Linked DNA regions of Homo sapiens: region 2 is linked to region 1. The links are chromatin contacts, found by Hi-C or POLR2A ChIA-PET in ENCODE. All regions are on one chromosome and are shown on one strand. The core of a region is the stretch at or near the end of the contact, and the rest is flanking DNA. Distances in the headings are between cores, read along the strand shown. Region 1 holds the start of LINC02178 (long intergenic non-protein coding RNA 2178). Region 2 holds the start of LINC02168 (long intergenic non-protein coding RNA 2168).

Region 1 (4,773 bases), core at 1,634-4,133:
GAATACACCCACCTCCATGTTTCTCCACTGCCTTTGTGCCTTGAGGAATCAGAATAAATCACTAAAAAATAATGCTTCCTGTCCTCAAGCATCGGACTCCAAGTTCTTCAGCTTTTGGACTCTTGTATCTACACCAGCGGTTTGCCAGGGGTTCTCAGGCCTTCGGCCACAGACTGAAGGCTGCACTGTTGGCTTCCCTTCTTTTGAGGTTTTGGGACTCGGACTGGCTTCCTTGCTCCTCAGCTTGCAGATGGCTTATAATGGCAAAACAATCATTCTTTAAAATATTTTTAATTGAGATGGGGGGTCTCACTAAGTTCCCAAGTCTGGTCTCGAACTTCTGGCCTTAAGTGATATCCCAAAGTGCTGGGATCACAGGCATGAGCCACCACGCCTGGCCCAAATCAATCATTTATGCAACATCAATTATGTGCCAGGCACTTTATAGGAAAGTTACTCCAGTAATCTTCATATCAACCTTACAAGATAGAGATCATTGGGTCCACTTTTTAGGTGAGCAAGCTGAGAGAGAGAGGCTGAAGGACTTGTTTTAAGGGCATGCACTTGAACCAGTATGAGAACCCAGATCCAACTGACATCAGAGCCCATGACTCACCCACCACCCCCTGGGGCTTCTCTTCCCTTAGCCACTGGCCAGTCCTCCTGCCTGAATGCTCCCTGAATCACCTCCACCTGGTAATCTCTGATTCATCTTTCAAGCAACTAAGTAATTTGCCCAAGAGCACGAAGACAGAGTATAGCAGAGGCAGGGTGTAAACTCTGCTCCTCAGCCTGCTCAATCCTCAACTCACCTTACCAGTCGGTTATGAGGAAGAAAGTTTCTAGTTCCTTTAACTTCCCAGAGAACTCTGCGCAAAGCAGAAAGAAAAACATTGCTGAACATTGCCACAATGCTGATTGATGAATAGTCGGCCTGATGGTTAATATTGAGTGTCAACTCGATCAGATTGAAGGATGAAAAGTTTTGTTCCTGGGTGTGTCTGTGAGGGTGTTGCCAAAGGAGATTAACATTTGAGTCAGTGGATTGGGAGAGGCAGACCCACCCTCAATCTGGGTGGGTCTAATCAGCTGCCAGTGTGGCTAGAATAAAATCAAGCAGAAGAATGTGGAAATGCTAGACTGGCTGAGTCTTCCGGCCATCTTTCTCCCGTGCTGGGTGCTTCCTGCCCTCAAACATTGGACTCCAAGTTCTTCAGCTTTTGGACTCTTGGATTTACACCAGTGGTTCGCCAGGGGCTCTAGGGCCTTCAGCCACAGACTGAAGGCTGCCCTGTCGGCTTCCCTATTTTTGAGGTTTTGGGACTTGGACTGGCTTCCTTGCTCCTCAGCTTGCAGATAGCCTACTGTGGGACTTCACCTTGTGATCGTGTGAGTCAATACTCCTTAATAAACTCCCTTTCATATATACATCTATCCTATTAGTTCTGTCCTTCTAGGGAACCCTGACTAATACAGTCGGTAAACCATGGGCCTCAGAGCCAGTGTCTGGTCCTGCTCTATGCCTAGGCTCCACTGAGTGAAGCCAACTCTGGCCCAGGATGGGTTCTGCTAGTTGGCCGAGTCCTCAACAAAATGTCTTGGAATGCACTTCTTTCTCCTGACGGTGGAGAAATGGCCAGCCACCTTTGGTTCATGCCGATATTTCAGATTCTGCACTTCCCCACAAAAATGGCTTCTTCTCCCATAAGCCCAGTCCCTGCTAGCTGTATCACCAACCTCTCAGGTACTCAGGACCTGCCCACTGCTTCCTTTTTTGCTCCTCCCTTTCCTCTGAGAGCACGCAGGCCCACACAGAGCTAGTCAGTTGCTTACTTGCTGCTGCAGCTGCATACGCTCAGGACTCTTGTGTGCAGGTTATAGAAAACTCAATTCAATTTCATAGTCCCAGGTACCTGAAATGGCTAGGGTGTGTCTGATTCAGGGGCTCCAATCATGGCCTCAGGACTTGGTCTCACTTCTCTATCTCTGACTCTGTTTTTGCCTGTGTGACTTCATTCTGCCACTTTGGGCCCTAGAAGGTCCAGATTCACTTCCTGCCGGAAGTGTCCCTTTAGAGACAAGATCTCACTCTGTAGCCCAGGCTGGAGTGCAATGGCACGATCACGGCTTACTGTAGCATTGGAGTCCTGGGCTCAAGCAATCCTCCCACCTCAGCCTGCTGTGTATCTGGGACTACAGATACTAATTTTTTATCTGTAGTGCCAGACTACAGATAAAACTGTAGTCTAACTAATTTTTTTATTTTTCTTTTCTAGAGACAGGGTCTGGCTATGTTACTCAGGCTGGTTTCAAACTTCTGGCCTCAAGCAATCCTCCCGCCTCGGCCTTCAAAAGTGTTGGGACTATAGGCCCAGCCTCACCTCCCCATTTTAACAATCTACTACACAGCTCTGAATCTTTCAACTTCCACCAAAAAAAAACAAAACAAAACACTTGCATGGTTCCCTATTGTCTAGGCCACAAAATCCAAGATCCTAGACCTGAAACTCAAAACCTCCATGCTCTGACTCTCCTGTAGTCCATGCTCTGACTCCAGCATAATTCTCCAGCCTCATCACCTTCAGCTTTCCATCACTCATTTGCCTGACAATTCAGCCAATCAAGACTAGCTGCTGTTCTTTCAATACACCTTACATTTCCTCTACTTTAAGCCTTTCCCTCATGCTGTGCCCTTCTTCTGGAATGCTCACCAACTCCCACCTCCACTTCTCCAAGTCCCTGAAATCAAGCCCAGCTGGATGGCTACTACTCCAAGGAAGGCTCATTTCTGCTGAATGCACACCAGCTCCAATCCTCCAAGGCAAATACTCCTGCCCCTTCACCACCTGGTCCTCAGCCCTTTTCTCATGGTGCAGTTCATCTATGAAAGAGACTGAGCCCCTATGAGTGAGGGTGATGTCAACACAACAGCAGGCACCCTTGGTAACCAAGTCAGCTTCCATATTGATCAGGACTCTTTTGATTGCAAGAAACCAAACTCGGATCTTTATAAAAGCAAAGGTAATTGACTCAGTCAGAAGCACATACAGCACGAGAGTTGTAGGCATGGCTACACTTAAGGTAGGTAATTAAGGTATCACATTTCTCTCTCTCTCTCTCTCTCTTTCTCTCTCTCCCCCCACCACCCCCACTCCATGTCTTATTTCTGCCTTTTTTGACATAATGGCCTCATTTTCTTCTACTGTTGATAGCTTCCTTCATGTAGCTGGAGAAGGTGGGCTTCTAGTGACTCCAGCTTACAACACCCTTAGAACTGGGGATCTCAGAGGATGGAAAGCTGTCTTCGCTAACACTAGGGCAGCAAAATTCTGGGGAGAACTCTGGCTGCCTTGTGTCACATGATTGTCCCTGAGCCAATCACTGTGGCCCAAGGAATACAGTTCTCTGACTGGTCAGATCTGTGCAGCACATGCATGGCAGGCTCAGCCCCACCCTCAGAACTACACGGACTGGGCACCCCTGGGAAAGAAGGGTCTGTTGCCAGAAGACAAGAAAAAAAGGAGAAGGAAGGGGAGGGGAGGGGAGGGGAAAGAAGGGAAGGGAAGGGAAAGGAAGGGGAGAGAGAGAGAGAGAGAAAGAAAGAGAGAAAAGGGGAAAGAAAGAAAGAAGAAAGAAAAGAAAAGAAAGAAAGAAAGAAAAACAAAAATGAATGAATGAAGGAAAGCAAGGAAGAGATTTACCCCAGTACCCTCCCAACACCCAAGCATGAGCTCTGATCCATACAGTGGATTATCAACTTAGCTGTTGCTGATAATGATGCCTGAAAAGATACATATTGAAATAACAGCAGTTATTCTTATTACTCACATCTGTTGAGCAACAGTATAACAGGCACGATTCTAAGTACTTTACATGTATTAACTCATTTATTCCTCATGACAATCCCCCGAGGTAAATACAATTATTAGTCCCATTTTACAGATGAGAAAAGTGAGGTACAAACAGGGAAGACACTTGCCCAGAGTCTCCTCCTGGTTACAAAGTTGAGGAGGTGGGATTCAAACCCTAGGTGTCCAGTCCCACAGCCTGTGCCCTCCCCGCTGCCCAATACTGTCTGCCTGGTGGTGTCTGGTATAATCTGGACATGCAGAGGAGCAGGAGAAGCCTGTTCCGCACTTTGTTACAGCCACTGATCTTCCCAAATTCTCCTTCATAAAAGCAGCCCAGAGGCCTGGCAAGCAGCTTCTGCCAGGCTCTGCCATTTGCCCCAAGGAAGGAGGATCGATATGACAGCCCAGCCCTCGCTACCTCACCACCCCCTCCCCTCCAGTGAGCCACCGTGGGGGTCTTCACCTGGCAACCCTCCGCCAAAGCTCCTGGCTCAGTCACAGGTGCAGCAGTGGCATAGAGCGTCAGAGCATGGGGGCCACAGAGGCCCCAGTGCCAGGAATAGAAACCAGAGCCCCAGGCCAGCACACCACTGGGGAGGGGCAGGAGGGGAGAGACAGACAGACAGAGAACATCAGAGACACACAGGAAGAGAGCAAAGGCAGAAAGCGTGAAGACACACAGACGGGGCCCCCTCCTCATGTGCCCTCCCACAGCACTCGCCATCAGCATATGTAACTCTCTCCTCTCTGGGGCTGGGGGTAAGAGGGGGACAAGGAGGACCCTTTTAGAACCAGCAAATAAAAGTTGGGCAGCAATTTGGGCATACATTTCTTTAGTTTCTATTCTCCTCAAGTCTCCTAAGCAGGGAAAGAGGCTCCGGGGCAAAGTGAGGGAGGACAGATGCCCATGGGGCAGGGTATG
Region 2 (4,773 bases), core at 1,631-4,130, 410 kb before region 1:
CCTCCTGGCTCAGCTGCGTCAGTCTCCCCAGTGTGATCCTGACGTTTATTCCGTATGCTATCCTCTACAGGACCCTCACCACACAGAACGCTCCTCCTGGTCTGGGCATGGCTCCTGTTTTGATCGAAACCATTGGTGCACCCCAGAGCCCCCCACTGCCATGCCCACCCCTTTGATGTGGTGAGCTCTTGGCAGCCTCACCCTCCATGCCAGCTGCAATGCATTCCCTCCAGGGAGTCATAAAAGCCTCTGATCTCCAGGGGCCCAGCCACTGCCCTTCCAGACAGTCTTTTTCTTCCCAGGATGGCCAGGTCTCTTTTCAAAACTGGTGGAAGTTCACATGGGTCTTTATCATGCAAATGGCCTCAGAGGTGACCACTCCACACTCCCAAACACCTCAACGGTATTTGATTGACAGCCCATGCCCTTTCTGGTGTCTGTTCTCTCCTTCTGATAAATGGCCCCTTCCTGACAACCCTCCCTGCACATCCTGCCATTCAGTCAACCACGGATTTTAATTTAGATAATACCGACAAGAGAAAAACACAAACATGAAAGTCATCCGCAGTCACTGTCATCTCAGGAATCAATGTATTCCCTGCAAGCAAATTTTTCAGTACATGCACAATATTTTTTTTTTTTTTTTTTTTTTTGAGACAGGGTCTCCCTCTGTCACCACCCAGGCTGGAGTCCAGTGGCGCGATCTCGGCTCACTGCAACATCTGCCTTCTGCATTCAAGCAATTCTCCTGCCTCAGCCTCCTGAGTAGCTGGGATTACCGGCATGCCACCACAGCCCGGCTAATTTTTTTATTTTTAGTAGAGATGGGGTTTCACCATATTGGTCAGGCTGGTCTCAAACTCCTGACCCCAGGTGATCCGCCCACCTCAGCCTCCCAAAGTGCTGGGATTACAGGCATGAACCATCATGCCCAGCCACAAATTTTTGTATACACAAAATTAGATCTATTATCATACATAAGTTTTTAATAATCCACTTTTTTCACCTAATATAGTGTGAATTTTTGCTCATGTCCTTAAAAAAATTACATTCCAGAAGAATCATTAATGACTGCACATGGTTAATGGTTATGGTATAGTCTAGCTGTACCATAATTTATTACAGTCCTGCACATTTAACTTTTTCAGGTTTGGCCAGCATTATAAACAGTGCTGCTCGGAGTCTGATGGCTAATCTTGGGCACATCTGCGATCATGATTGCCTTAGAAAAATTTCCCAGCAACAGAATTGCTGGGGATGAGGTATGCACAATATGAAGGCTTTTGAAAACCAAGCACTCGTGTATCGGGCACCTACATGGCTCACAATTTGTGCAAAATGGGTTAGGGGTAGCAGGCAGAGAAAGAACCAAAGCAAGAGAAATCAGCATTCTGAGGGGGGGGGTCTCTGCACACACCAGACCCAGACACCATGGAAGTGCCACATGGGGAAGGGGCTTCCAAAGCACTGAGCCACCCTGAACGTCAGAGCTGGAAGGGACAGCACAGACTCTAATACAATTCTCTGTATTAGGAATGGGAAAACTGAGGCTCAGAGAGGTGCCACCCAGGAAGGGGGTGACCTCAGTACTGGAATCTTTCCAACATGGCTGTGTGCTTTGCTTGAAGTGAGCCCTGCTCTGGGAGAAGGGCCCGAGGTGGCAGGCCGAGCCTTGATATGAAAGTATAAACCATTTTCCCCCACCTCCCAAGCAGAGGTGGATGGGAGGGGGTGAGGAATGCTGAGGAGGCCTCCAGCCGGCCTCACACAGGTAACAGCAGCAGTAGTGACCCATTTGAGCCCCCATGGTGTGCCAGATGCTGGTCCCAGGACTTTGGGTCTGTTATCACTGAAACCACACACAAAATGAGCGACAGGGGCACTGTGGTTTTGTCAGAGATGCTTGCTCTCATTTGCACAGAAAGGAGTTCATGCAAGTCTTTTTATTATTATTACATGTCACCGCAACAGGGTATTGCAGTGGGGGAAAGAGACTGGACTCAACTCCCCACTTATGCAAGTCTTAATCCAAGTGGAATCTCTTCTCTGGATTTCTAGAGTGGCAGGTGAGGGGGCGGGAAGCCTCTTCTCCATAATGGCAGTGGTTCTCACACTTCAGCGTGTGCCCGATTCTCTTGGTGGGAAAAGGGGGAAGTGTTCAAAATGCACATTCCAGGGCCCTACCCTGAGAGCTTGATGCTGTAGATTTTGCACAGGGCCTCCAAGACCAAATTCTCTTTTTTAGAGACAGAGTCTTGCTCTGTCGCCCAGGGTGAAGTGCAGTGGTGTGATCATAGCTCACTACAGCCTCCAACTCCTGGGCTCAAGTGATCCTCAAGCCTCAGCCTCCCAAGTAGCTAGGACTACAGAAGTGCATCATTACACCTGTCTAATTTTTATTGTTATTATTGTATTTTTGTAGAGACAAGGTCTTGCTGTGTTGCCCAGGCTGGTCTTAAAGTCCTGGCCTCAAGCCCTGCCCGCCTCAGCCTCTCAAAGCGCTGGAATTACAGGTGAGAGCCACCACGCCCAGCCGGAGCCTGCATTCTTAAATGTCCCTGGATGACTACGACGCAGGTTGGTCCAAAGACCCCTCTCTGGGAAGCACTGAAGACAGTGTGGTTGATTTTCACATTGGGATCCTGACAAAGTAACCTGTACTAAAGTTAACACAGTAGATATGAGGCTTACACTGAGAAAGGGTCGCAAATAAAGGGAGGTGACATCAGAATCCTATTACGTACCGACATTCCCCCCATAAAGCCACAGATTTGTAATTCATTCATTCCTTTGCAGATTCCGGGACCTCACAACCGACCTTACGGCATTCGCCCAGTAGATGGCGCTAGCTCATTTTAAACCCCGTTTGTAGACGGTGCCTGAAAGCTCAAGACAGAGGGAGCAGCAGATGCAGAGAAAGGGCAAGACAGAGCCCATTATGAGAGAGGACAGCCACAAACAGAAATGGTCAACACTAAGCAGCTGTCCCGAAATGACGCAGAGGAAACTTAAACCCTCTTAGGGTGTAGTGTGTAATCTGGTGTGTTGGCCCGACTGCCACATTGGCTTTCAAAATCCCTGCTGCCTCCCAAGCCTGGGTTCTGGCTGCGGCTCGGAGTTTGGGAGCTTAGATCTAGGACAGCGCCATAACCAGTAATGACCACAAGATGGCGCTGCTGCACTCAGGGACAAGATGCCTGAGAAAAATCTCAATCTCATAAAACCATCTAAAGGATAAAGAGTGTGGCTTAAAATAGGATCGTGGAGGGAGATGAGAGGCAGAAAGAGAACTGCTGATTAGACTTGCACCCTGTCTCTCAAGTTCATGTTTACGATATTAGTACTAATGCTGCTGCTGCTGCCACTGGTGGCTGCTGTTTACTCAGGGGCTACGGAGTGCCAGGCACTGTGATAAGCACTTTCCGTGCATGGTTTCATTCAAAGTTCATCAAAGCCCTAGCAGGGGAGTCCTACGATGTCTCCACTTCTGAGAGGAAGCATTATTTGGGGAACTAGAGACTGAGACGTCTTGTGCTTTCTCAAAAGAAATGGGGACAGTAATCTAATTCTGAGCACACTGACAATAGACAGTGGGGCTTCCACGAATAAAAGGCTGAAACAGCCTGGACAACATAGCGAGAGCCCCCTCTCTACAAAAATGTAAAAAGCCAGCTGGGCATGGTGGTGTGCACCTGCAGTCCCAACTACTGAGGAGGCTGAGGCGGGAGGTTTGTGCCAGGCACTGATCAAGGTGGTAAGGAAAGACAATTAAAGGGACTAGGGGAGGTCCTGAGGAGCCCACGATAAGCCATGCAGCCAGGGGATCAGTGCTGTGGAGAAAATGAAGCGCACAGGAGTCTATATGTGCCTGTAGGTGTGTTTGAGATGATGGCAGAAGTAAACTGGAGCTGGCATCCATGGCTCACAAGAGCCCATTATTAAATTTTCAGGAATTTTGCGAGTCAGTTCTTGGATGGATCTATTATTGAATTATTAAGCTAACAAAGTATATAAACTTACAAATTATATAAACTTAAAATGAAATTATACTTAAAATAAAGGTAACAAATACTCGCAACTCATTACTTCCTAATTATTTTATATTTTACCATTTTCTGTGCCAAAGGTAAGCAAACTGTTTCTGGGAAGGGCCATTTAATGACTGCGTGAGCCATAAGGGTTCAGTCAAAACTATTTGACTCAGCCATTGTAGCACAAAAGCATTGATAATATAGACTGAGCATCTCTAATCTGAAAAATCTTAAATGCTCCCTAATCCAAATATCTGAAATGCTCCAAAATCCAAAACTTCTTGAGCACCAACATGACACTCAAAGGAAATGCTCATTGGGGCATTTTGGATTTTGGATTTCTGGGTTAGGGCTGCTCATCTGGTACTGCAAATATTCCCAAATCCAAAAACATCTGAAACCTGAAACACTTCTGGTCTCAAACATTTCAGATAAGGGATATTCAACCTGTACTTAGATAAATGGTCATGACTGTGTTCCAATCAAATGTGATTCACAAAATCAGGTGCTGAGCTGGTTTGGTTCACGGGCTGCTGTTTGCCACCGTGGTTTTATGTCTATCGTATCTGTATGGCGGAAATGCTATGTACTTGTGTTAATCCTACTATATAAGTCTTCCCTAGTTCCTTGAAAGGTGTCATTTTGGTAGCTTGCAATTGGCCGTGGTGGGGGTATTTATACCACCAAATCAGCAGAGGCTACAAACAGGGTTGCCCCTCAGCCCCCAAGAGCTGGTTGTTAA

The links. Hi-C counts contacts between places; a loop is a spot of excess contacts on that map. ChIA-PET counts read pairs that join two places held with the same protein, here RNA polymerase II (POLR2A). Pooled maps may share reads with other maps.
Region 2: a loop to region 1 is called in a pooled map, with 2.5 times the contacts of the local background. The contact joins the promoter of LINC02168 here to the promoter of LINC02178 in region 1. A Hi-C loop is called at or near these places in 1 of 168 maps with a recorded cell type or tissue (ovary), 1 of 37 single-sample maps with no recorded cell type and 4 of 50 pooled maps. POLR2A ChIA-PET finds 5 or more read pairs at or near these places in 1 of 52 experiments (OCI-LY7).

Annotation. Positions count from the first base shown.
Region 1 is chr16:50,393,243-50,398,015 of GRCh38, reverse strand. LINC02178 (long intergenic non-protein coding RNA 2178) reads left to right here and starts at 2,883. Exons shown (of 2, transcript NR_146572.1): 1 at 2,883-3,081. RefSeq lists enhancers at 1-1,088, 1,709-1,838.
Region 2 is chr16:50,804,779-50,809,551 of GRCh38, reverse strand. It overlaps LINC02168 (long intergenic non-protein coding RNA 2168), which reads right to left and starts at 2,880. Exons shown (of 2, transcript NR_146573.1): 1 at 2,745-2,880; 2 at 1,923-2,134. RefSeq lists an enhancer at 1-410.